3 separate regions of the Homo sapiens genome follow, and all the other regions are linked to region 1. A link is a loop called in an ENCODE intact Hi-C map of the cell type or tissue named here. Cell type or tissue: adrenal gland. All regions are shown on one strand.

The links. Peaks named below come from ENCODE experiments on the same cell type or tissue, not always from the same donor. Only the 100,000 strongest peaks of a DNase experiment are listed, where the experiment ranks them.
Region 2: it touches region 1 in a loop (2.6-fold over the local background); 13 of 110 quality-filtered maps call a loop at or near these places.
Region 3: a loop joins it to region 1, with 4 times the contacts of the local background. A loop is called at or near these places in 17 of 110 quality-filtered maps.

What each region holds. Positions count from the first base shown.
Region 1 is chr2:120,676,015-120,684,014 of GRCh38, reverse strand. No RefSeq gene overlaps it. Among named protein-coding and RNA genes, the nearest start is that of GLI2, 56 kb to the left of the region's middle. In adrenal gland, a CTCF peak has its summit at 3,557 (motif pointing right); DNase peaks (open chromatin) are centred at 3,644 and 4,033; H3K27ac peaks cover 857 bases; H3K27me3 peaks cover 290 bases.
Region 2 is chr2:120,536,011-120,544,010 of GRCh38, reverse strand. LOC105373585 (a long non-coding RNA gene) reads left to right here. Exons shown (of 4, transcript XR_001739681.3): 4 at 1-135. Among named protein-coding and RNA genes, the nearest start is that of LINC01101, 74 kb to the right of the region's middle. RefSeq lists an enhancer at 1-500. In adrenal gland, no CTCF peak of the experiment used is centred here; DNase peaks (open chromatin) are centred at 3,340 and 3,598; H3K27ac peaks cover 1,616 bases.
Region 3 is chr2:120,433,728-120,441,727 of GRCh38, reverse strand. No RefSeq gene overlaps it. Among named protein-coding and RNA genes, the nearest start is that of LINC01101, 29 kb to the left of the region's middle. In adrenal gland, a CTCF peak has its summit at 4,306 (motif pointing right); no DNase peak of the experiment used is centred here; H3K27ac peaks cover 620 bases.

The DNA of each region.
Region 1 (8,000 bases):
GAGTTCATCAACAGGTAGACTATCTCGGGTGGGCCTGACCTAATCAGGTGAGACTGAAAAGGGAGTGTGATGGGAAGGAAGAGCCCTGAAGCCTGGAAGACTGTCCTGCTGGCTGTGAAGAAGGGAGCTGCCCTGTGGTGGGGGGCGGGGCATGTGGTAGGAGCTGAGCGTGAGCCCAACCAGCAATCACCAAACCACCAAAACCAATCCACAACCTCACAACCCTGCATCTCTTGTCCCTGGGACCTGGCTAGCCCCACGCAACACCTGCTCACATCTCTGGCAGCTGGGAGGAAGCTGGAAGCAAGGACAGATGGGAGCTGGCTGGCTGGACAAGGCCAGGACGGGCACCCACAGCAGAGGGAGAAAAAAGGCCAAAACCAGTTTCATTAGCACACACCATCACAAAGAGGTTCACTTCACAGTATCATCCTTCTAGGTGGCTCAAAGTACCACTTGTGGTTTTCCTACTTTGTACATATAAGTCTGTGCCACAATTGTAAAACATTTTGACAACTGTTTTTCAGGATCATTGGTTTCCCTTGCTGTCCTTGCATCATTTCAGAATCTAAACACACTGATCTGAGGAAGGCACCATAGGCTCCCAGAGGGGCCAGAAGCTCCGGGACACAGGGCAGGCCAAGAGCCCAAGGCAGGGCCAGAGAGAAGACGGCGGGAGGCAACTGCAGCTTGGCTATGATGCTCTGATGGCCTAGCGTGGGATGGGGAAGGAGACAGAAAGGAAGGATGTTTTAAGCTGTTTTAAATTAAAGACTGCCCTCAAGCCTTCAGACTAAAGCAATGTGGTCTAAATAACTGACCAGAACACTGACCAAAAAAAATGTAGCAATATACAACTAAAAATTGGAATCTACCGCAGTGTAGTGTTAACAATTAGAAAAGAGGCGAGAAATAAGTGAATTAGAATTATAAGTTACAAATAGTTCTAGGAACGTCAAATTTTGGAGAAGCCTGGAGATCTTTTCAACTTCTGCCCCTCATGGATCGGGGTCCATAAACCCCAATCCAAAACTCTTGGGGCCAGCTGTGGTTTGGAACACAGAATGTTCAGATTTTAAACAACACTGCCAGTCACAGAACACCCTCAGGGGGGCCTGGGGAGCACCGCTCATCAAACTCGCCAAGCTTTCTCCACCGTGATGAACGACCTCCCACAAAGCGGGATGAGTCAGACCGGAAATGGCTGCAGTTTGGGACAGGGCAGGTGTCGCTACCTAATGATTTCCTTTAAAAATCGAATTTTGGGCCGGGCACTGTGGCTCATACCTGTAATCCCAGCACTTTGGGAGGCCATGGCGGGCAGATCACCTAAGATCAGGAGTTCGAGACCAGCCTGGCCAACATGGTGAAACCCCATCTCTACTAAAACTACAAAAATTAGCCGGATGTGGTGGCAGGCACCTGTAGTACCAGCTACTCAGGAGGCTGAAGCAGGAGAATCGCTTGAAGTGGGGAGGTGGAGGTTGCAGTGAGCCGAGATTATGCCATTGCACTCCAGCTTGGGGGACAAGAGCGAGACCCCATCTCAAGAAAAAAAAAAAAGAAAGAAAAAAGAAAAAAACTGAATTTTGGGGGAGCTTTTTGGATTTCAATATTGAGTATGAGGAGCTGAGGATCAGGAACAGAGGATAAGTTGGCCTGTACCTCTCCAAGTTCTGATGCTCCCAGAGCTAGAGCTAGAATACTCGCTCAGCACTGATCGGTGTCTGCAATTCACAAAACAAGTTTATCTGTGGGGTCTCATCTGATCATGCCCCAGGTAGATCAGGGCAGAAACCCCGAGCAGGTGTCTGGGGCCATAGGCTTTCAGCCTCTCACCCCGCCCGCAGTCCCTCCTTGTTCCCCTGCGTGACCTCTGTCCCACGCCTCGGCCCACGTGGCTTCCTCTGCTGTGGATGCCTGTCCTGGCCTTGCCCAGCTAGTGAGCTTCCTGAGTCCTACAGAGGAGCAGCTCCTCTCTGCTGCTCAGGATGTGAGCAGGTGCTGCATGGGGTCAGCCAGGTCCTGAAGAGAGAGGGTGGAAGATTGTGAGATGTCCAAGATGGGTCTGGCTGGTGAGTGGAGCGTGGACCCAATCTCTCCTCCTGGGCAGTTCATGCAGGCTTGGGTGGGGCAGCCTGAGCTGTAGAGTGGGGTTGGCTGGTACCCGGGGCGCGCCTGCCTTCTCTCCTTTGGTGAGCAAGTGTACTCTCACTACCACAGGGAAAACCTCCCCTGGAGCCCTCTGAAAGCCACTGGCCATATCATCTATTTCTAATGAGGTATAATTGTGGACAGGAATGGGGGCCTTGAGGCTTATAAGGAAAGCACACTCCACATCTGGGCTTTGCAATTGGGGCCCACTTTTACTGGCTGTGCCCCTTGGGATAAGCCCAGCCCAACCCTCAATAGCTGGCAGTGACCCATTTGGCCGGCCCCTGGGCTGCTCCCCAACCCTCTCCTTGCTCTGTGCATCTGCAGAGGCCTGAATGCCCCCTCAAGGCACACTCCAGGCCCTGTTCAGGCAGACCAGACCCTACACTGAGCTGGCCCTGCTCCCATCCTGCCGAGCCTCCATTAATGCTGTTTGGTATGGAACCAGCTCCAAACAGACAGCAGCCCTCAGTTAAAAGTATGAACAAAGAAGGCACTAGACCAAGCACATCAGCCAGGGCTTGTGCTGGGCTGAGGATGGGTGCCCACTGACTCCAGGGAGCTCCTGCTGTGAGTTCAAGACTGCACTCGGTGGTGAGGGATATGTGAGGCAGGAACATGACTGAGAGGCAGCGGGAAGAAACAAGAGTCATCCATCATGAAACCTGTGCCCTCGTGCAGGAGCCGGCCTCCCGTGTGAAAACAGCACTGCTGACCATGGGTAGAAGAATCGGTGGTGGCTTCAGTTTATGACCACCCTCCAACAACCCAGTAATGGAGGGCATATTATTATTATTAATTTTACTATTATTTTTAGGGGTGAGGTCTCACTCTTGCCCTGGCTGAAGTGCAGTGGCGCAATCACAGCTCACTGCAGCCTCTTATTCCTGGGCTCAAGTGATCCTCCTGCCTCAGCCTCTCTAGTAGCTGGGACTACAGGTGTGCACGACCACAGCCAGCTAATATATTTGCTTTTTTAGCAACAGGGTCTCACTATATTGTCCAGCCTGGTCTCAAACTCCTTGGATCAAGTGATCCTCCCACCTCAGCATCATGAGTAGCTGGGATTACAGGTGTGAACCACTGTGCCCAGCTCAAGGGAAGGAATACTATTATGCCCATTTTCCAGATGAACAAGCAAGCTCATAGAATTTAAGTCGCTTGTCCAAGATCAATTATTAAGTAAGTAGCAGAGCTGGGATTTGAAATCAGGTTTGCCAGGCAGTAAAGGCTACTCATTTCCAAGCTGCTCCTGGCCAGTGGCCCATTGAACTCAAATGGGGACGGGGACACACACACACACACACACACACACACACACGCACATGCGCGCGCACACACACACACACACACACACACACGGGTTCAGGAGGAACAGTACTATGCATAATGACCACCAGGTGGCGCCCCAATGTCACAGTTGGGACACCTGACTCCACAGCAGTTCTTCCGAGAAGAAAATCGAGGGCCGGTCTGGAAGGAGGGGAGGGAGGCCCGGGACAGTGGGTTCTGTGCGTCTGACCTAGCCCTTGTCCAAGAGCCCAGGTGTGTTGGAGGCTTGAGTCAGGATGAACCCAGCATAGCAACAGACACCGAGTACAGGGGCTTCACCTGCAACGGTCTATGTTTCGGTTTCTTTCCCTGCCTTGTGCGTGTGGCAGGGAGCCCCAGGCTGGCCTGAGTTTCCTGGTCGGCTGTATGTCTGGTGTTTCTGGCTCAGTGCTGAGCCTACAAGGCCGCCTGCTTCATGGCAGGCATTTCACGGCACGATGCTGCCTCCTGCTTTCTAGTCTTTTAGAAAGCACACACGCAGGTGTGCCAGAGGGGGCACTTCGTGTATCTCCCAGAGCTGGACATGGATTCTATTTCTTGTGTCTGCTGCACCAGGACGCTGGGCCTGAGTGCATTCTGGTTCCCGCTGCTCACTGCCATGGGCTCTGTGGTTAGGGCCTTGGGTGATGCTTCAGAGTGTGAGGACTGTGAGGAGCGCACGTGCGTGTGTGAGCGCCTGGTCTTGGATGTCCTCAGAGGCATCCATGCATGAGTTCCACTGTGGCTGTGCCCACAGGCCCTTCAGGCCCCCAAATTCCCCTGCAGCTTCTCAGCCACCCTAGGAGCATGGGCAAGGAGAGCACGTGATGGCTCCCGTGCCCCTCGATGGCACAGGAATCTCCGCAGTGCCATGGTCATCTTCTGACACTCAGGCACTCCATGGGGCACAGGCTCAGTTCCCCTCTGCCCTCAGGTCCTGAAAGCCCATCTTGGGCTTTTCACCTTGGGATCCACCACATGCCTCCTCCTGTGGACCCTCCCTGTCTCTTCATTCTCCCCTCGGCCTGGGCACCCATGGTCCGGTCTGGGTAGGGTGGAGAGGCTGATGTTCTCCCGCTGCCCCTTCCCCAGCATGTTATCGCACCAGGTACGTGCTACCTCCTGCGACAGCAGATTTTTGGCGACGAAGACCAGGAAAGGCCAGCATTGTTGTTCTCCATGGTATGCACACATTTTTGGTGGTCCCAGCGACTTAAGGTGTGGATGGCTTTTGGGGGTGTCCAGGCATGCAGAGCATCCTGCAACACAGAGGAAGATCAGAACTACAAACAGCAGGCCTCCTCTGCACCCCCACCGGGAGCCGGCTGGGCCAGCAGGACACTCTCACGCTGCAGCGTTCCTCCCAGGGGAGGAAGAGGAAGCAGGGCTAGGGGAGGGGCTTCAGGGAGACGTGGCCAGGGACCTCAGGTTAGAGTTCATTTCTCCCATAAGGGCAGGGGCAGGTGGGTGGAAACGAGGACCCTCCACTGAGGGCTTCTTGAATCAGGATTTGGGGGATCAGGGTTCAGCTTGGAGAGGAATCTGAAGAGGCCCCGGGCTGGCTGAACAGGGCCTGGTGGGGACAGACACTGAGAGGGGAGGGTATAAGGGGCATGGCAGGGAGTGGAATTGGCCATCCCTCAGGCATCTTCCTTCCCCTCCTGACCAGGCCAAGAATTGCCTCTGGAGGGTTTTGTTTTTTTCATTTTTTTTGTTTGTTTTCATAGAGATGGGATCTCACTATGTTGCCCAGGCTGGTCTCAAACTCCTGGCCTCGAGCAATCCTCCCACCTTGGCCTCCCAAAGTGCCAGGATTACAAGAATGAATCACTGTGCCTGGTCTGGATTTTTTTTTTTTTAAACTTATTTTGGAGACCTACACCAAAGTGAACAGAAGAGAATAATGAGCCCCGGGCATCCACCCTCTAACTCCACCAACCCTAACGCCCTAACCCCCAGCCAGTTCTGTCCCATCTGCACCCCCGACCAACTCCCCTCTCCTGCATTACTTAGAAGCAAAACCAGGCCTCACAGCATTTCATCTGGAAATATTCCAGTACACGTCTCTAAAAGGCGGCAGGGCCAGGCCGTCATCATCAGAGCTCAGGTTCCAGATGTTTCGTCTGAGGGTGGCAGAATTTCCTTTCCCATTTGCTTGAGTCAGGCCCCATACCAGCTCCACCCAGAGGGACTGAGTGTGGTCTCTCTCCAGCCTCTCCTTCTCTTTCTTTTTTCACTTTTCATTTTGAAATAATTTCAGACTTACAGGAAAGTTGCAAAAATAGTACAAAGAATTCCCATTATACTCTTCACCCAGATTCTTCAAATATTAACATCTTACATAACACAGTACAATGATCAAAATTAGGAGAGGAACATGGGCACGATATGATCACCAAACCTACAAATCTCACTTAGATTTATCTCATTGACAGGTCTCATTTAGATTTGCCCATTTAATTGTCTACTTTAGTCTGAAAGAGCTTCCCAGTCTCGCTTTATCTTGTTTTCTTTTGTTGTTGTTGCTTTTTTTTTTTTTTGAGTACTGGCCAGTGATTTTGTAGAATGTCCCTCCATTGGGTTATGTCTGATGTTTCTTCATGATTAGATTTGGGTTATGCATTTTTGGCAGGAATCTCGCAGAAAGAATGCTGTCCTTCTCATTCTCGGAGGGCTGGGATGTCCAATTTCTCCACTATTCACTTACCATTCTTTCCCTTTGTAATTAACAAGTATCTGTGAGGAGATAATTTGAGGCTATGTAAGTAGCTTATTTCTTATCATATTTTTGCCTACTAGTTTTAACATCCATTCATGATTCTTGCTTAAAACAATGATTGCTGAGGTGTTTATGGAATAGAGATTTTTCTATGTTCAGCATTCCTTTTACATTTCATTAGTGGAATTCTTCTGTGAGTAAGAGCTTTCCTTTCTGCCTCATGTGTGTATTCATTCATTTCTCCATATCCATATAGACTTATGGATTCTTATTTTATTCTATGGCTATGGACCATGACTTTTGTTGTTCAAATTGTCCCAGCTGTGGCCATCAGGACCCCCTTCCCATGGTTCCTGTGTGGTTTGTCACGGCCGCATGGTTTTGAGTTTGGGGACCCCCTTCCCATGGCTCCTGTGTGGTTTGCCACGGCCGCATCGTTTTGGGGACCCCCTTCCCATGGTTCCTGTATGGTTTGCCGCGGCCACATCATTTTGGGGACCCCCTTCCCATGGTTCCCGTGTGGTTTGCCGCAGCCACATCATTTTTGGGAGCTTCCTTGCTCTATAGCATCAAGAGATGCTGCCGACTCCTCCTGTCCTTTCTCTGACCTGGCCCTGGAACGAGCTGTTTCTCTTGGAAGCCCTGGTTTGTTGTATTGAGACTGGTGTTTAGAAATCAAGATCTGGGTGCTGGCTGTGCTCATTGCCACCAGGCTCTCATTACCTCTAGGCACTCCCAGCAGCTAGACTAGGAAATACACACACACACACACACACACACACACACACACACACACACACCTGTATACACATTAAAAACCACGAGTTCTTACTGACACCCCTAATTCTAATCCAGTATCACAGGGTTCTCCGTCTTGGTGTATCTTTGATCTCCTTATCCATCATCTATTGACTGATTTGCTCAGTTCCAGAAGGCATGTAAAATAGTTTCAGAATCAGTGACCCATACCCTTGTGAAAAATTGACCAACTAGTCATGGTATGATATGTGTATATACGTCTTTTCATTTTTAGCCTTTGAGGATGCAATAAAAACACTGTTTTCCAAAGTTTCTTAGGTTAGTTCCCCCATCTTTTCAGTGGAAGTATATAAATCATTTGTAAAACTATTAGTGCCACTTATTTCTGTTTGTATTCTATTTTGGGTTTCCTCTCATTAAAAAAAATTTTTAATCTAGTACATGAAATATGCACATGATTCTAAAAGTCAGAACGATTCAAAAGGTATACACAGTGTCACTCCCTCTAATTCTTCTGTGTCATTCCCATCATCCACCCTTTTCCTACCTATGCCCACACCCTCGAGGAACCACCCCCGACAGGCAACCCGTCTTATTGGTTTCTGATTTATCCTTCCTCTGTTTCTTCTTCACAAAAGAACAGGTTTCGTATATTTTATTTTCCTTCCCCTCTTCCTTCGATGAAAAGTAGCATGTTACAGATATTCTTTAGCACTTTGCTTTTGTATTTAACGATATAATCTAGGAATCACTCCACCCTAAAGTCTCTTCTAATCCAAATATTCCCCTCCACGCTTCCATTTCCCCTGTGTCACTGAGTTGTTGGAGAAACTGGCAGTCTGTCCTGTGGAGCTTCCTACCATTGGGACTTTGCTGATTGAACCTGCAAAGTGGAGCGTCACCCATCCCCCTGCCCTGTCTTTTCTTTAACGGGTCATTGGATTTGGAGGCTTGGTCGGAGTCAAGTTTGCTTTCTTGGGAAAAGACTCAGAATTTAAAGAGATCCTTGGCAAAGCAAAGATAACTTTTGCGTAGGTCCAAATGTGTGTCCACAGGG
Region 2 (8,000 bases), 140 kb after region 1:
AAGGACCGGGAAAGACAGGGCCACCCGCAGTTCCTTTTCCTTGACGTCTTTCCTTCCTCATCAGCGAGCTGAGGTGGAGAGCGTTGGTAGAATGTGTGCATAATAAGAAGTGAAATAAAAACAGTCGAGTTAGTATTCTACTGTTTCCACTGTTCTGGTGAGAACAAAACACATATGCTGTATATGCTTTGAAATACAAAGTGTGTAATTTTAGTGATTCTGCATAGGAGTTAAATGTTTTTATATTTGCATTTAAAACTGCCATTGTATACTATAAAGATAAAGAGTAAAATGTATTCTAATAGTTTAACTTTACTAATAATTTAGTTTTTACTTTTATTTACCTAGAGTAACATTAAATAGCAAACAAACAAAACAAACATCACAAGTTGAGAGAGAAACCACAAAAGAAAGAAAAAAGCTTTATATGTTAGTACCTTGAGAGGCACTTTTTCCTGCTTTTTGAGTAGGGATTCATGTTTTCCCGTTGCACTGGGCCTCACAAATAATGTAGCCAGCCCTGCCTTCAAAGTGCATTCAAGTGACTCCCCCTTCATAATCACTTAAGCCTGGAGCCACGGCCTTGCCCCTGAACACGTAGAACAGTCATGGCCGTACCAACCGTGAGCCATTCTTGCCTCTCTCTCTTTTGTCTTATTCTCTTGTCATCTGTCCACCTCGCAGGACTGTTGGGAGGCACCAATGGACTTTGCAACTGGAGATCTCCCAACTGGACCATGTCACTGTTATGTTTAATTTGCACTGTGCACAGTAGGTACCCAGTCAACGTTTGTCGAATTCCATGGACTGGGCCTTATACCTCCGAGGATTTTTCACAGCAGTAGCATGTGCACATGCACAGAACGAGAACACAACCAATGCTTGTTTGCTGGTGAAGACCTGGTCTCAGTATTTTGCCCAGGAAACCCTTTCTTCATGGACAGCATGAGGCAAGCTATGGCCCTTGCTGTGGTCTCAGTGGTTCAGCACGGAAGATGAAGATGACGGGCAGTCTCAGAATATTAGCTTTAGAAGGGACTTTGGATCCTTTTGATTTTGGTAGGTGAAATACTTTTTAAAAATAAAGAAAACGGACTTTGGACAAATGCTCTCATTTTGTAAATGAAAAAGTAGAGACAGGAAGAGTAACTGATTTGTCCAAAATCAAACAAAGTAAATTGTGTTGCATCCTCTCCATCCGTAACCACCTTCGCCTTCCCTAACTGCTCCATGTGGCCTGGGAAAGTCCACTTCACCTCGTCTTAGAGGTGGGCTTCTGATTCTAGCTAAGCCAACCCCCACGTTCTGTTCCTCTGGTCATGGTGATTGATTTGGGGACCAGCCTGAGACCTAAGCTAGCCCAACGGGCATCCTTTCTGCCAGGAGTGAGAGGAGTCAGGCCCTCTCTTCCTCAGGATCAGGGATGTGAGAAGATGTGGCCTGGGATTGTTGCAGGTATTTCTGATCTCCTGAAGGGCCTGCGCCTAGGGAGAAAGCCCAGTATACTGCAGGAGGAAGGACAAAAGGAATGGCAGAATAGCACCAGAGCCTGATGCTTCCGAAAATCACTGGGTCAACCTGTACCTCAAGCCCACAAGACTATGGGAGCTTTCAATTATGTGACCAACAAATTCTCTTTTTGAAATGTGTTATTGGGGATTTTGTTCTTTATAACAGAGAGGGTGCTGACAAACACAACAGAAAGGTGACGTGAATAATTCAGGACACACAGAGGCTAGCCTAGAACCCAGGTCTCCAGATTCCCATCCAGTGACCATTGCAGTAGCCCCATGGGAACTAATACTGATGGTAACAGGTGCAGTGGAAGCAATAGAAGCAATAGCAAACACAACAGATGTGGTGCATTGTTGATACATTGTGAATGAATCAAGGATCCCAGGTCCTCTTCCGCCAGGGCCAGTTAAGCCAGATCTGCAGTGTCCCTGGGAAAGGGGTGATTCCTCCATTGAGGAATCGGGGGATGTCCTCCCTTGCTTACCTGCTCTGTTGCTTGGGCACTGCCCATTTACGATCCTGCAAGCAGCAGGCAGGTGGCATCCGCCCAGTAGAGTATCTGCAATAGCAGCACCGTGATGAGTGAAACTCAAGGTTTCATGAGGACACCGGGGGGCGGGAGCACCTTCAGGGCTCTGTGGCTAACTCAGGCACAGTCTGTGCTCAATAACTCCAAATGATAGGCCACTGTGGGCCATGAGCAGCTCCCTCCTTCCTGCCTTAATGAGCACAGTGTGGAGACTGAACCTCAGTCTCCTAAAGGGATGGAATTAAAGGAATTGGGTCAGCCCACTCATCTTACATCTGGGCGTACCAGGCGGTGACACACCCAGGCTGCATAGCCACACAATGCGCACCCTTGGCTGGCCCAGCTCTGCTCCCCTCCAGGCCCAGCAGCCTCCTTCAGCTGCTGAAGCTGAGGGCACTGGGGCGCTAAGGTCCTCACCGGCTGATGCTTTGGGCAGGTGCTGGGAGGCGAGGAAGAGCCCATGGCACCATCTGACTTCTCAAGGTGCCCTGGCAGGGTATCTTCCTGAGATCTCCTGGGGAGGTGGCCAGATGAGAGAGATCAGAAATGAGGGCAAAACCGCAGAGGCCAGAGCTGAGCTCTCCATCCTGTGCAGTCACCAGGCACTAAGGCCAGAGAGAAGAGGAGAGCCCTGAGCGCACAGTCAGGGAAGGCCTTGTGCAGAGGCGGCACCTGGGCAGGACAGGAGGGATGGGCAGAGGGGGTGGCAGACGGCAGACAGCAAGGACAAAGGGGAGGAGGTGGGAAGGTCCCCAGACGGCATGGAAGACAGAAAGGGAAGCCCCTCCAGCCATTCCTGCCAGAGACCCTGCCAGGGCCCAGGGGTGGGCTTGGCAGACTGAAGGGCTCCTTGCCAAGGCTGATAAAGGGAGTCTCTCACTAACTGGAAACAGGGGGCTTGCAGAACTGAGAGCCCTGTGAGAAGGGTCTGGATTCTGGTGACAGGAAGATTGGCAGGGCTGGGATAGTGGCTCGGAGCCCCCAGGGCCTGGTCCCAGAGGCTCAGACAAATGCCATGGTCCCAGGAGGCCCTTCCTTGCAGTAAGCAAAGATTTCCTCAGTTCTTTTGACTACTCCCTGGGTCAGGTGGCTTCACCTCGCTGAGCCTCCGTTTCCTCCTCTGTAAAATGGATGTGTAACCTGATAGGCTTGTTTTGAGTAGTTGCTGAGATCACAGGCCTGGCACAGAAAAGTGCCCTTCAGTTGCGGGCTCCGTGCCCCCTCGCCCAGCACCCTGTGCACCCCTCTGGTTTCTCTAGTTATTCACCAACTCTGCCCCGGTGCACTGCCTGCCTAGGGCTGAATGGAGCAGTGCGGGGGTAAATCAAGCCCACATGTCTATCACCAGGCACTAAATCTCCCCAGGGACATTCCTTACTGTAGCAGTAATGCCGCCAGCTCCAGGGAACAGGGTTGCACCATAGGGCAGGCTCCCCACACCCGGGAGGCTTAAAGGGCCAGCTCCAGCAGAAGCAGCAGGCCCAGCCTTACATGGGCACAGACGTGTCAGCAACAACAGCACCCCGCTGCAAAAATAAACAAGCAGCACCGCCGTGTCCAGAGACTCACAGCGTAGGGGATCAGAGCTCAGGCTCTGAAGTCAGACCAGGTCTCATTCCCAGTTGAGCCACTAAGCCATGTGGCCTTGGACAGGTTACTCTCCTCCCTGCTGTCCACCTCAGTTTCCTATTGGGCTGGCAGGTCTATGGTGAGGACTGAAACGCTGAGAGTCCCTGGTGCACATCAAACACTCCCTTGTAGCGCCATTGTTAATCAAGTGCCACGCACATGTGATTTGGTCCACTCCAAAGTTTCCTAAGGAAGAGACTGCTATTGTCCTTAAATTTCCAGAGGAGAAATAAAACCAAATCTCGGGCTTGTTTGGGCTGTGTGATCAATGGTCATCGCGGGACACTTGGCACTTGACCTGTGCTCCATGCAGTGAAGGGGATGGGCCCAGGCCCGGGCACTGGGAGTCCTGGCTGCTGTGCCTGCTGCACCCGCCCACTGCCCTGTCCTCCCTGGCTCCCCACCGCAGGCAGTTGTCAGGGCCGGCTTTCCCTCGCATGGTCTGATCACAAACCAGGAAGGACGGCACAAGAACTGATCTTTGTTGAGCCCCACTGGGTGAGGAAGGCCCCTTCGCTCCCGATCCTCCTCCAGCTCTGCCGGGAACTGCTTTGGAGAAGAGCAACTGGAGGATCAGAGAGGCTGTATGCCTGCCCTAGGTCACTCGGCTGGTGGGGGCATCGCCAGGAGTAGAGCCTGGCCAGCTTTGAAGCCAGCGTTCTTTCCTCTCTAGCCCACGTGCCTGGTTCAGTCTACAGTACCCCTCACTCCCAGAAAAAGAACAAAAGCATTCAACCCATGGCCTGTCTTCTGGGCTGCGAGGGACGGCCCTTTTATTTATGACAACCGGCTGGCTAAGATCAAAATGACCAGTGGGAAACACCAGTCTCTGTGGATGACTTTGTCATCAGATCACTCGAGAGAAAAGAGCATTTATCTGTCAGAGGCTCACTCTTCCTCTGCAATACCTTCTGAAATTATTGAGGGGATTTAAAACAGGAAAATACAATGTTTTCCTCATGAAAAGAACGTTTCTATTAGAGAAAGCATAGGAAATACAGAGAGATGGGGTCGGGGGAAGCCCTTAACCTCCCACCCAAAGGTAACCATTAACCTGTCTGTGCCTTCCTCTATCAGCTTTTCATTCTTTTTCAGCAAACATTTGTTGAGATCCTCCCTTCAGTGGTGCCGAAGAGCTGATTATGGTAGAATCTGTGCCCTCGAGCTCACTGTGTGCCGGGGTGCAGGGCTTTTGATTTTATAGGATGTTTCAGACACCTCTTGGGCACCACTTCAAGGGAGACTGGCTCCGTGTGGGTTTGCAGCAGCTTTGTGCAGAGGTGACGGCCCTTTGCCTGTGACCACCCTTGGTGCCTCTCCAATGTTGCAGCCCTCAGCCTTTGTGCATGGCCAGCCCAGAAGTGCGGTGTGCTCTGCCCATGAACGCGACCCAGTGGACAAACGCTCCCCATTTTGTTTCCTGGGTGGCTGGTCTGAGCCACATTTTACAAGGCTCCAGTGGGGTGGAGCTCCAGTTGTCCACAGTGATGGTCAACAGAACCATGTGCTCTTGGTGGATTCGTTTTCCCTCCTCCCCTTTCTCTCTCCAGTTCCCTCAGGCTAGTCCCTGGTAACTGTTTCCAAATAAACTACCTGCACACCAGCTTTTGGCTCTGCTCCCAGTTTGAGACTGTGGTCATGCTATACATACAATTTAGGAAGGGGAGGCAACAAATTTAAACATTTGTTATTTGCATATTTCAGTTCTATAGCTTTAGTATTGACTAAATACCCACCCCTTGCAAGACAGTCCAACGAGGTTGTTACAGTTGATTCCTCTTTATCAAGAAAATAAAAGGAAATGATGACAGAAACAGATGTTACTACCATCAGTGCACTCTCTTCACCTCTCACTGATTTGCTAAAGTAACCTAGGAAAGTAATCTCAGATATTTTTTATTTTGAAATGATTTCAAATTAAAGGAGAGCTGCCAGGGCAGTAGAGGTAATTTCTGTTATATACTTTTTGGGGGTGCTATTGCTTTTCCTGCTTTACACTGTAACATGATTTCCCACGTGAGGTGGGAGGTCCTGCCTGCAGCCACCCTGGACATCATCTACAGCCAGGTTTGGTAGAGCCTGTCCCCTCCCTGCCATGGACTAGTCTACATATGGGCCTACACCCGCTTGCAGGCTACAAGACCAAGGGGAAGTTTGTTGGGGGCCTCTTGGGTTTTCTCAATCCTGAAAGAGAAAGTCCCTGTTCCTCCTCTGGGCACAGTGGCAGCTGGATGGGATTCCCGGGCCAGCTGCTGCACCTTGCAACCCAAGACCAGCTTTAGGAGGAGCCAAGAGGAGGTATCCGAGGGGAGAGCTGGAGGGAATGAGGTCCCACGACCTGCCTCTGGCTCTGAGAGACAGCACACCCCTTACTGTTTAAGTCAACTAGAGCCCTCTGCTCTACTCAGACCATCCCAATGGCACATCACATTGTTAGCAGTCCTTTTTGAGAATCGTCTTATTGGCTGCCTGATATTCTATCTAATGGATGGGCCGTAATTTATTTACCAACCCTCTATTATAAGACATTGAGGCTGTTTCTTATTTTTCAAAATAATAAGTGACGCTATGGTGAGCATCTTTGTTCATAAGTTTGGTCTGTATTTCAGATACCCTACATGCAGCTGCTGGATTATAAGCCATCATCCTTCTTAAGCCTCTTGATACCTATGGTCAAACTGCCAGCAGAATGACACCCCACCAAGCAAGCACACAGCACTAACCTTATTATGGCAGCGGCTCTGGGTTTTCCATTTTATTTTATTTTTTAAATCACTGCCTCTTCAATAATTAAGAAAGAAAGATTGTTGGTTGCATTTCTTTAATTACTGATGAGCTTGGTCATTTCCCTTCTTGTTTGCTAATGGGCTTATTGCCGCTCATTCTTGTTGATTTCTATTGTTTCTTGAAGACTCGTAAGAGGATGACAAATAGATGATATTGACTTCAAGGATGGAGAAGTCTTGGTCCCTATTATGTGCTGCCTCCCACCTGTGTACCCTTCTCTGGATGATTGCACACTGCTCTTCATCCTTCCCCCAACATTTCTCCTGTCTCTGCCTACCCCCATCCTACCACCAAGGGCAGGGATGGAGGGAAGCTTCATGCTCCCCTCGAATCTAGCGGACTGAGGGCACGGCGCAGCCTGAAGCACTGACGACAGGAGGATTCCAATGCCACCCCTCTATTCCTTGGGAAGATCTCTGACTGACGAGTGGTTAGAGACGACGTGTGGCTATGGAAGGGGGGGCCGCCACACTTATGCCCCCCGCCTTCCTGTTGTGGGGTTCTGCTCTCTGCTCACTGCCTAACCTGCCAAGCTAAAGCCCAGTCAACATGGCAGACCCTGCCAGACCCATGGCCTGTCAGAGCTGGAAGGAGCTTGCTCTGAAGAAGTTTCTCCCAGCAAGTGTTTCCTGAGCATTTACTCTGTGTAGTCTCCATGGCGTGGGATCCAAGAACACAGGGAAATTGGGGTCCCTAGGGGCTGGTGGATTCAAGGTGGTTGCACTGTGATTGTCTCTGTCTATTTGGGCTGCTGTAACAAAATAGATAGTACTTTGTTTGGGTGACTTATAAACAACAGAAATGGAATTCTTACAGTACTGCAGGCTGGGAAGTCCAAGATCAAGGCACCAGCAGGTTTGGTGTCTGCTGAGGCCTGCTTCCTGGTTCCCAGACAGCCATATTCTCACTGCATCCTTAATGTGGCAGAAGGGGTGGCAGAGCTCTTGTATGAGGGCACTAATCCCATTCCTGAGGGCTCCCCTGCCATGACCTGATCACCCCCCACAGAGGCCCCACCTCCTAATACCATCACCTTGGTGACTAGGTTCCAACCTATGGATTGTGGGTGGACTCATTCAGTCCAAGCAGCAGTGGAGGCCATGAGCCCTGCCTCAAGGCGGGAGTGGAAGGTGCCAGCCCTGTAGTGTGGCGATGGTGGCATAAATTCAACCAGCACTTTGTGACGCTCTGTGAAAGAGCCTGGGCTTTGCAATCAAACCCTGTGCTGCCCTCACCTCTGCCAAGACCAGGGGGTGACCTTGGGCCAGTGACTGACTCTGCCAAGTCTCAGTTTTTTTTTCCTTCTGTAGCTTTAGCTCTTATGTCAGCATTACTCTGTGCTCTTTGTAAACCCCTCTTCATTCTCTTGTCCCCTTCCACGAGGCAAGGACCATGGCTGTCTTGTGTGACCTTTAAGGGGGCTGCACGGTGGGCATTCAATGCACCCTGATCCCAGGCAAAGGGTGGCTGTGTCTGGCACACAGTAGAGACTCACCTGTTGAAGCCTGTTTTGGACCATCCTATATGGGAAAGCACTTAG
Region 3 (8,000 bases), 240 kb after region 1:
AAGAGAGAGAGAGAGAGGGAGGGGGGGGAGAGAGAGAGAGAGAGAGAGAGAGAGAGAGCGCCTAAAGGTTATGTGGTTAATTGAACATCAACAGCCACAGATACGATTATGCCCCTTTGTGTCTTTCTCCCAGTGTGTTGATGGAAAAGTAACTAGATTAAAAGGGCCGGGAGCTCGGGTTGGAGGGGCCGGGCAGTGGGGGGAGAGCCCTTCTGAATGCCGACCCGGGGCTCCCGCAGTCCCAGCAAGGAGGGAAAACAGTCAATTAGAGAGGAGAGAAAAGATGGAGTGAGCTGTGGCTTGGCATTTGCATAAAGGCTGGGCCCCAAAGCTGCCACCCTTCGAGAGGGGGGCAGGGGTTCCCAGGAGAGAGGTTGGGAGTGTCATGGGGGTGAGGCACATGGTAACTGTTGAAAGTCTCCGCCCGAGGCCCCTATGCACACATTGCACATGAAGCCGAAGTAAGGGTTACTGGGTGTGTGTATGGAGCATGTTGACGTCTGCGCGTGCGTATTCTTGTCATATCTGTGAAGTTGCAGACATCCACATTTCAAGTGGATTGCACCTGTATAGCTTGTGTTGGCCTAACTCTCTGTGTTGTGACCATGTGCACAGATTTATGTAGGTGTGAAAAGACAGTGGGGAAAATCCCGTGGGGCCTCTCTGATGGGGCCCAAGAGCATGGCTGGGTCAGGGGGATGTGGATTTGCTGACTCGATCCCACCAGCACAGGCAGGCCATGGCCTCGAGGTTTCCTGTGGCCCTAAGGAGCCTGGACCTGGAACTAACCCCCAGGCTCGCTGGGTACCTGAGCTGCCTGGAAAATCTTCCCAATCTTTCCAGTCCCCTATTTCCATTAGGCCCTGACCCCCTAACCTAGCCCGTCAAACAACCTCGTCTCTGAACAGGCAGGTTTTAGGCTGAAAAGACAGAATCATACCAACCTGAGATCCAGTGCCAGCTCCGGCTTCATGACCTCACACACATAACCTCACTCACACACAGCCCAGAACCAGGGAGCCTGTGCTCTCGGAGAGACTGTCCCCTCATGAGGAGACAATGCCATCCAATTATAGGACTGTTTTAGGGCTTCAGTGAGATCTTGTACTGAAGTGGGAGGGAGTCCATACTACAGCCCAGCTTGCCTGGGACCGCCCAGGTTACGCCTGGGGTCCTGCATTATTATTCATAGTGCCCCACACTCTCAAACATGTCCCGCTTTGGATTACAAATTATATGGCTACCCCAAATATAAGTGGGGCCGCAATAACTCTTCTTCTCTCCCCTTCCTCCTTGCCTTCCCTCTTTGATTGTCTGATTGACGCACTGCTCCACTACTCCAACCCTCTCTGCACTCCTGGCATGAAACTCCTGGAGTTCCCTGATGTCCGTCACACCATGTGCAACAGTAATAGTAGTTAATGCGCAACAGACACTCAGTGGCTTAACAGCTGCCCGGGAATAGAGCTGCCTCAGGGACTCTGGGTGCAGCGGACTGCCCTCTGCCCGCTGGGTTTAGAGCAGGGCAGGGCATAGGAAGAGAAGTAAGGCCTTCGACACCCCTATGACCGTGGGCTACTACTGACAAACAACAGGGTAGGGCCGTGTTTCTGCATCCACTGTCCATTGGAATCGTTCTTTTGTGTGGACAAGCCCTTCCTCCCCTATTGCAAAGTGATTCCCTACCCATCCAGGCCTGAGACTTTTGTCTTTCCCTGAGTACTGGGATCCAGCCTCAGTCAACATTTCACCATAAGAACGGCTATGATGCAGGTTGTGGAGGGCCTCACTTAAACAAGCACGTCGCTTACGTCACGGCAGACCCACAAACAGGCCCTCATTGATTTGTTGTAGTTGCTCCTGGTTAGGGACGTTCACCACGTAGACCAGGGCCCTACATAGGTGACTCAAGAGGGCAGCCCGGGTGCCTGGGAGCAAAGCGCCAAGCCTTTGTAGCCAGGAGGCACTTCAAAGCTAGCTCCCAAGGGACTTCTCAAATAGGGCTAATGGGGCACACGAATTTATCCCTGCCTACTCCTGAGACACCCTGGCATGACAGTAAAGAGATGTTTAAAGGTGAAAATCTGCTAAGACAAAGAGTATGATAGAGGAGGCATCAGTAAAATTTCAGAAGCTTGAATGCAGATAGGAGAAGGGTCGTTTCTTTAGCCCTGTGGAGAAAGCTGAAACCGAGGTTTATAGAAAAACAGGAAGTCCAAAAAGCCGGCCAGAACCCCAAAAAAGCTCCTAAATTGGAGACATGTACAGAGATTTTTAAAAAAATTACTTTGCCTATGAAGGATCAGGCAAAAGAGTAGCACTGGACAATGGTTGCTTAAAGACAGTGGAGCAAAATTTTGAAATTTTGTATGCAGGTAAATTAATCAAGCATAAGGGTAGAATAAAAATGTGGGTCATAAAACTTCTCAAAAATTTACCTCCCATATACTCTTTCTCAAGAAACTACTGAAGGATGAGGGAGGCTTTGGGAAAGCTAAAAAGATGTAGCAGAGGTTCAGAATCCTCAGTGAAGGAAGGCTTCCTGGAGGAGGGGGCATTTGGAATGGATCTCAAGGGATGGGCAGGGTGTCAGTGAGTTAAGGTGGGGGATGGAGCAAGGAGAATTTCTGGGTAATGGGAACAGCATTGGCTCTGGCAGGGCGCTAGGGGAGGGGGTTCAGGGTTGTCTTGCCACTGGTTTGGTGGAAACAGGGAGAGATGCAGTTGGCTGGGGCCTGACCACAGCAGGCTTTGAATGGCAAGGAATCAGGACATAATTCTACAGGCCTGAAGGACCGTGAAGAGGGGCCCTAGGGCTGGGAGATGAGAGAGGCTGGAGGGGCCCCCAGGAAGGGGGCCAAGGCAGAGGGAACGCAGGTCTCCAGGCTGGGTCTGGGCGCTGATGAGATCACGTGTGAAAACACCACGTCACAAGGGGCCTCCTGAGAGGTGTGGGCGAGCCAGAGTGAAGACTGTTGGGTTGGAGGGACTGGGCAGAAGCCCAGCTGTCTGTTAAATTTCCCAGGAGAGGAAGGCTCTGAGCAGGGCAGAGGGACTGGGTGGTCACCAGGGCATAGAGCCACCCGCTTTAAAGCCCCTGGGTGGCCCCATCCTGGGCCTGCAGGACCCACTCCACACTGCTCCTGGACCACTGGACCAAAGTGGAGCCAGACCCCGAGGCCCAAGGCTCCCAATGACATTTCATCATCCTCCAGGCTGTCTTACCACCCAGTGCCCTGCCTTTCACCCTGTGAAATAAAGCCACTGTTTGAGAATGCAACTGGGGTCACCACCTGGCTCCCACCCCCCACTGCCAGCCACACCATGTTTAAGAGGGCTGGGTGTGGAGCGCCGGCACGTAGCAACAGCGTGCAACCCAGGCAAATTACCTCCACTTCTCAACCTGTAAAATGGGATTTACAGTAGCTCCTGCCTGCTGGGGTGGTTGTGAGGATGAAATGAATCTGAATGGGGTAAGAGTTTAGAATAGAGCCCAGAACCCAGGGAGCCATTGCTATCATTATCCTTATTAATATTACTGCTGAGGCTTAGAGAGCAAATAGAGCCAAGGATGACTTTGGGGGCAGCTGAGCCAAAAAGTGGAGATCCAAGAGTTTGCGTGGCCTGGACTGACCATGCAGCTTTGCAGGGTCTCGCTCTCCTCTGTGGCCTGGCCGGATGGGATCCCATGTCCTCAAGGCCTGTCCAGAGACCCAGCCCAGAAGCCATGCTGATTGGAAGGAAGTCACAGTCACAATTTCTAGGGGGCCGTGGACAGCAGTGGGCTTGATCGGGTTTGGGTTCTGACTCGTCAGAGTTCCTACCCTGGCCAAGGGGACCCTACCCCACACTGGGGCCACCTGCCTTCCTGCTATCCTTCAGTATGTGGTGGGGGATAGCCCTTTCCGAGGGATCCACCCAATGGGGATCCAGGGTGGAAGCGTTTACAACCCGGCACGCCCTCCCTGGCATGATTTCCCCATCACTCTGTCCCACCCACGTCCCCGGGCTCCTTGGCCTGGTTTCCAGGAGCTCTGTGTGTGGGGGATTGAAGGGTAGTCATTTTGTAGTATGGGGAAGATTTCAGGGCCAGACAGACGCTTCAGGGCTATACAGGAGCCCTGTGAACATAGCCATCACCAGTCACTGCCTCAGGCCTCCGGGGTAACACAGATAAGAGCAGGGAGGGCTGTGTGGACACTGTCCCTTCAGGCTTTCAGAGGAAGTCCAGCTGCTCAGCACTGCCCAGGTGTGGCAGGGATGACACCTCCCACTCCAGATACCATTTCATCTGAGGGCTTAGTCGGTAATTTGGGTATGCTGCCACCAGGTGGCTCCCCTTTAAGGCCCTCTCTCCTCAACTACTGAGCAAACCTTGGATTCTGTCCTAGAAGAGAGGATGTTGGGCTTCTCTCCTTACTCATGCTGGCCCCTTGTGGGCACCTGAACACCAGGCCTCCTCCGCCTGGGTATCCCCCAGCCCCTTCTCCTGCTCTTTTATCTCTCTCTCTTTGTAGCCCCATCTACCCCACTCATCCTAGGGTCAGGAGTTCCTAATCCGAAACAAGCCGAAGCTCCACTCTGCCCCTCCCAGGCTCATCCCAGCCCTGCCCAGCTGAGCTTCCCTGAGAGGCTGAGCGCTTCCTCCACTCCTGGCCAGCACCTCAAACCACCTCCCCTGCTGCCTTCCCCCAGCCCTGGGACTCCTCCTCTCCTCTTCTGGCCATTTTCATGGGACTCCCCCTGCCAAGATCCAGTCCCAAAAATTCCCTGAGCAGTCGGGAGGCAGGTCAATAAAGGTTTGCTGAATGAAAGATTGGGAAAGGGGCAAACACATGGCTGAGGGACTAATCGGTGGACACATTTTTACTGGGCACCTATTATGTGCCAGGCCCTGTGCTGGCCCAGGAGGTGAATGAATCAGTGAAGAAGAGAAGTAAAGGGGGATGTGAAAGCCCAAACACAGGAATGGCTGGAGAAACGGAGCAGAGGAGGGGACCAGCAGAGGGGTGGGTGGCTGGCTGGAGGGGTGGGTAGGTGAGTGCTTCTCATGATTTGCTGGGGAAGAGCCAGGTCACTTGGCCAGGGATTGAGAGAGGCAGTGTCCCCAACAGGACCCAGACCAAAACAGATGACTCACTTATATGTAAGGCCTTGGAGAACCAGCTGCTGCAGGGGAGGGGCGGGGCAGAGGGGGGTGCTGGAACCAAAATTGTGCTGTGGGGGCACCCTGGGGAGCTTGAGACAAGGTCAAAACAGGCCCTGCACAGATGGAAACCGGTGCAGATTAGGAAGAAAAGCCTGAAGACTCATCCCAGAAAGCAGCAGTGACTCATTTATTGAGCACCTACTAGCTGCCAGGGATGTCCTATAAATCAGTCCTAAGCCCCAACAGTCCTGGGCAGGAGAGTTACCCTCACCTTGCAGAAAAGAAAAAGAGAAGCTGAGTGGTAAAATGACTGATCCACAGCCACCCAACAGCAAGGGCCAGAGTCGAGACTGACCCAAGTCCTCTCTTGGCTGGGACCTGCCCCTCTGTCAGCTAGCGCATGCATTCTTGGAGAGACCCAAGGAGATGGTGACCAGCATGGAACAGACGATGGAGGGAGGTGGGCAGCAGGGCAGCCTCCCAGGTGCCTGCAGAGCATAAGCCAGCAGGGAAGAACCACTGGGTGGCCAAGACACCCCAGTGCGGGAGGCCTGGCCTCTGGGGATGCCTGGGTTTTGCCTGTGGGGTTGGTACTCCCTCTGGACAGTCACAGGTGAGTGGCTTCCCCTCTCTGAACCTGAACTTCTGCATCTTTAAAAGGCAGAACACACGCTCCCAGAGTGACCTTCTGTCCACTGGGCTGGATGCAGTCAGCAGCAGAAGCTCGCCTGCCCTCCTTGCCGGCCCTCCCTGGGGTCATTTGTGCTTTCTGGTCAGCCTGTCCAGCTGGCTGACGCCAACTGCCCAGGGCCCGGACACCTTGGAGAGCCGGCCATGATGCTGATGCAAATGTACAGGTAGGCCACTGCTTTATCACTGATGAGGAACATCCCCTTCCCTCAACTGCTTTTCCACAGGGCAGGCAGGGCAAATATTCATATCCCGTGCTGCAGACAAGAATGCAGGTGGGGAAGGAAGAGAAGCTGACCTTCCTGCCACAAGCTCAGTTCTGGGAGCCTCTTGTGGGTGGTTCCCCTCATCCTCCCAGGAGCTCTGAAGGGTGAGTATCATCCCCATTTTGCAGATAAGGAGACTGAGGCTTAGAGAGCTTGGATGCCTGGTCCAAGGTCAAGCATCTCATCAGGGTCTAGACTCGATTCAAACATGGGCTCTCTAGCATGCTATGTGACCTTGCGTGAGTTCCTCCCTCCCCCAGCCTCCACCTCCTCACCTCTGGGATGAGGAGGATGGACAAGGTGAATTTATCATTGAGGTCCTCCCAGCTCTGGCAGTTTGGAAGCCTGTGCCCTCACCGGAAAAGAGCACCAGGCGCTGTGTCCTCACAGCCAGGCTTGGCCCCAGCTCTGTGACCAGCAGCCAGCGCCCCTTTCATGAGTCTCAGCACCGCATCTGCAGGCGGGGAGATGGCTTCGGCTTAGCAGGTGTGCCAAGCGCTGATGCAGGTGACACCCGTGGGGCATGGCCTGTGAGGGACCAGCATGTAGTTCTCCTGGGAACACCTGGGGATGGGCCCGGAGACTGGAGCCCGGGAATTCAAAGCCTGGTTCCTGGGGTCAGGGGGCTCATGAGGGAGCCTCTGGGGCTCTCCTACCCTTGGCTAATTTATTGTGATGCAAAAATCAGACTCAGGGCGGCAGGAAGCAGAGCCGAGTGCCAAGCACTCTTCCATTCTGTTCTGTTCCACATATTTTCAGTATTTATTGTCCCCATATGTGATGCTGAACATTAAAAAACATGTTGCTGAGATTCCTCCAGAAAGGGCTGACATTTCACAATATTCCTCTCATGCTGGGGATTACTGCTCAAGATGATGAAAACGTGGTTTATTCAAAACAGATTGGGGCAGAAGAAAACAATGGCATGGCCCCCGGAGAGGCTCAGCGCGCTCCCGCTCCTGGGAGAGACAGGCGGTGCACCTCCGCCAGGAGCTCCAGACCCGGGGCAGCCTCTGTCCAGTGGGGGCCTGGATTCAGAGAGGGAATTGAGCCAGGCAGACCCAGCGCCCACCCTGGCCCTGGCTGGCTCCCGGGGAATGGTAATGGTCATTGCTTGTGGGGTGCTTCAAAGTACCAGGCAGACGTACCAGGCTAAGGACCCCAGCACCACCCTATAACATCCTTTTCCATTTTAAAGAGGGAGAAACTGACTTCAAACAACTTGCCAAAGTCTACAGAGCTAGTTGGTTGCAGAGTCAAGATTACTGATTTAGGTTTCTGTCCAAAGGCCCTGTTCTTAACCATGGCCACAAAACAGAAAGCATCCTGGGAACAGAGGCAGTTGACTTGCTGTGTGATCATGAACAAGTCACTTTACCTTTCTAGGCCCCAGTTTCCTCACCTGCAAAATGGGGGTGAGAACCAAGCCTGCACTGGCTGCCTTGAAGGGATGTAGCGGGTCCAGGAATGGGGTAAGATCAGAGAGTGGTGTCTCGGTTTCCCTCCCAGCGACATCACCATGGGTTGGGAGGCTTCAGTGGCCAGGCTGGCTCAGCCCTCTCTTGCAGAGGGCCTGGAGCAGGTGATTCAGGTCTCTGGGTCTCCTTTTTGAGCTCCGTAGAATGAGGGGCATGGGCTCAACCACCTTGAAGGAGGCTCAAAGAGTCCTGGCTTTGGGCAGACCTAGCCCTGCCACTTGTGACCAGGAGCCTTCCTTTGTCCAAGCCTCTGTATGCCCACTGGGGGCAGTTGATTGTGCCGGCGGTCACCGTAGAAGGTAAGTGTCCAACACAGAATCCAAAGGCAGTATCCAGAGGACATTGTCCAAGGGCAGGGTCCAGACCCCAGAGCCCCTTCCAACCCCCTCCCAAAGCAGGGCAACTGTTGGGGGGCCC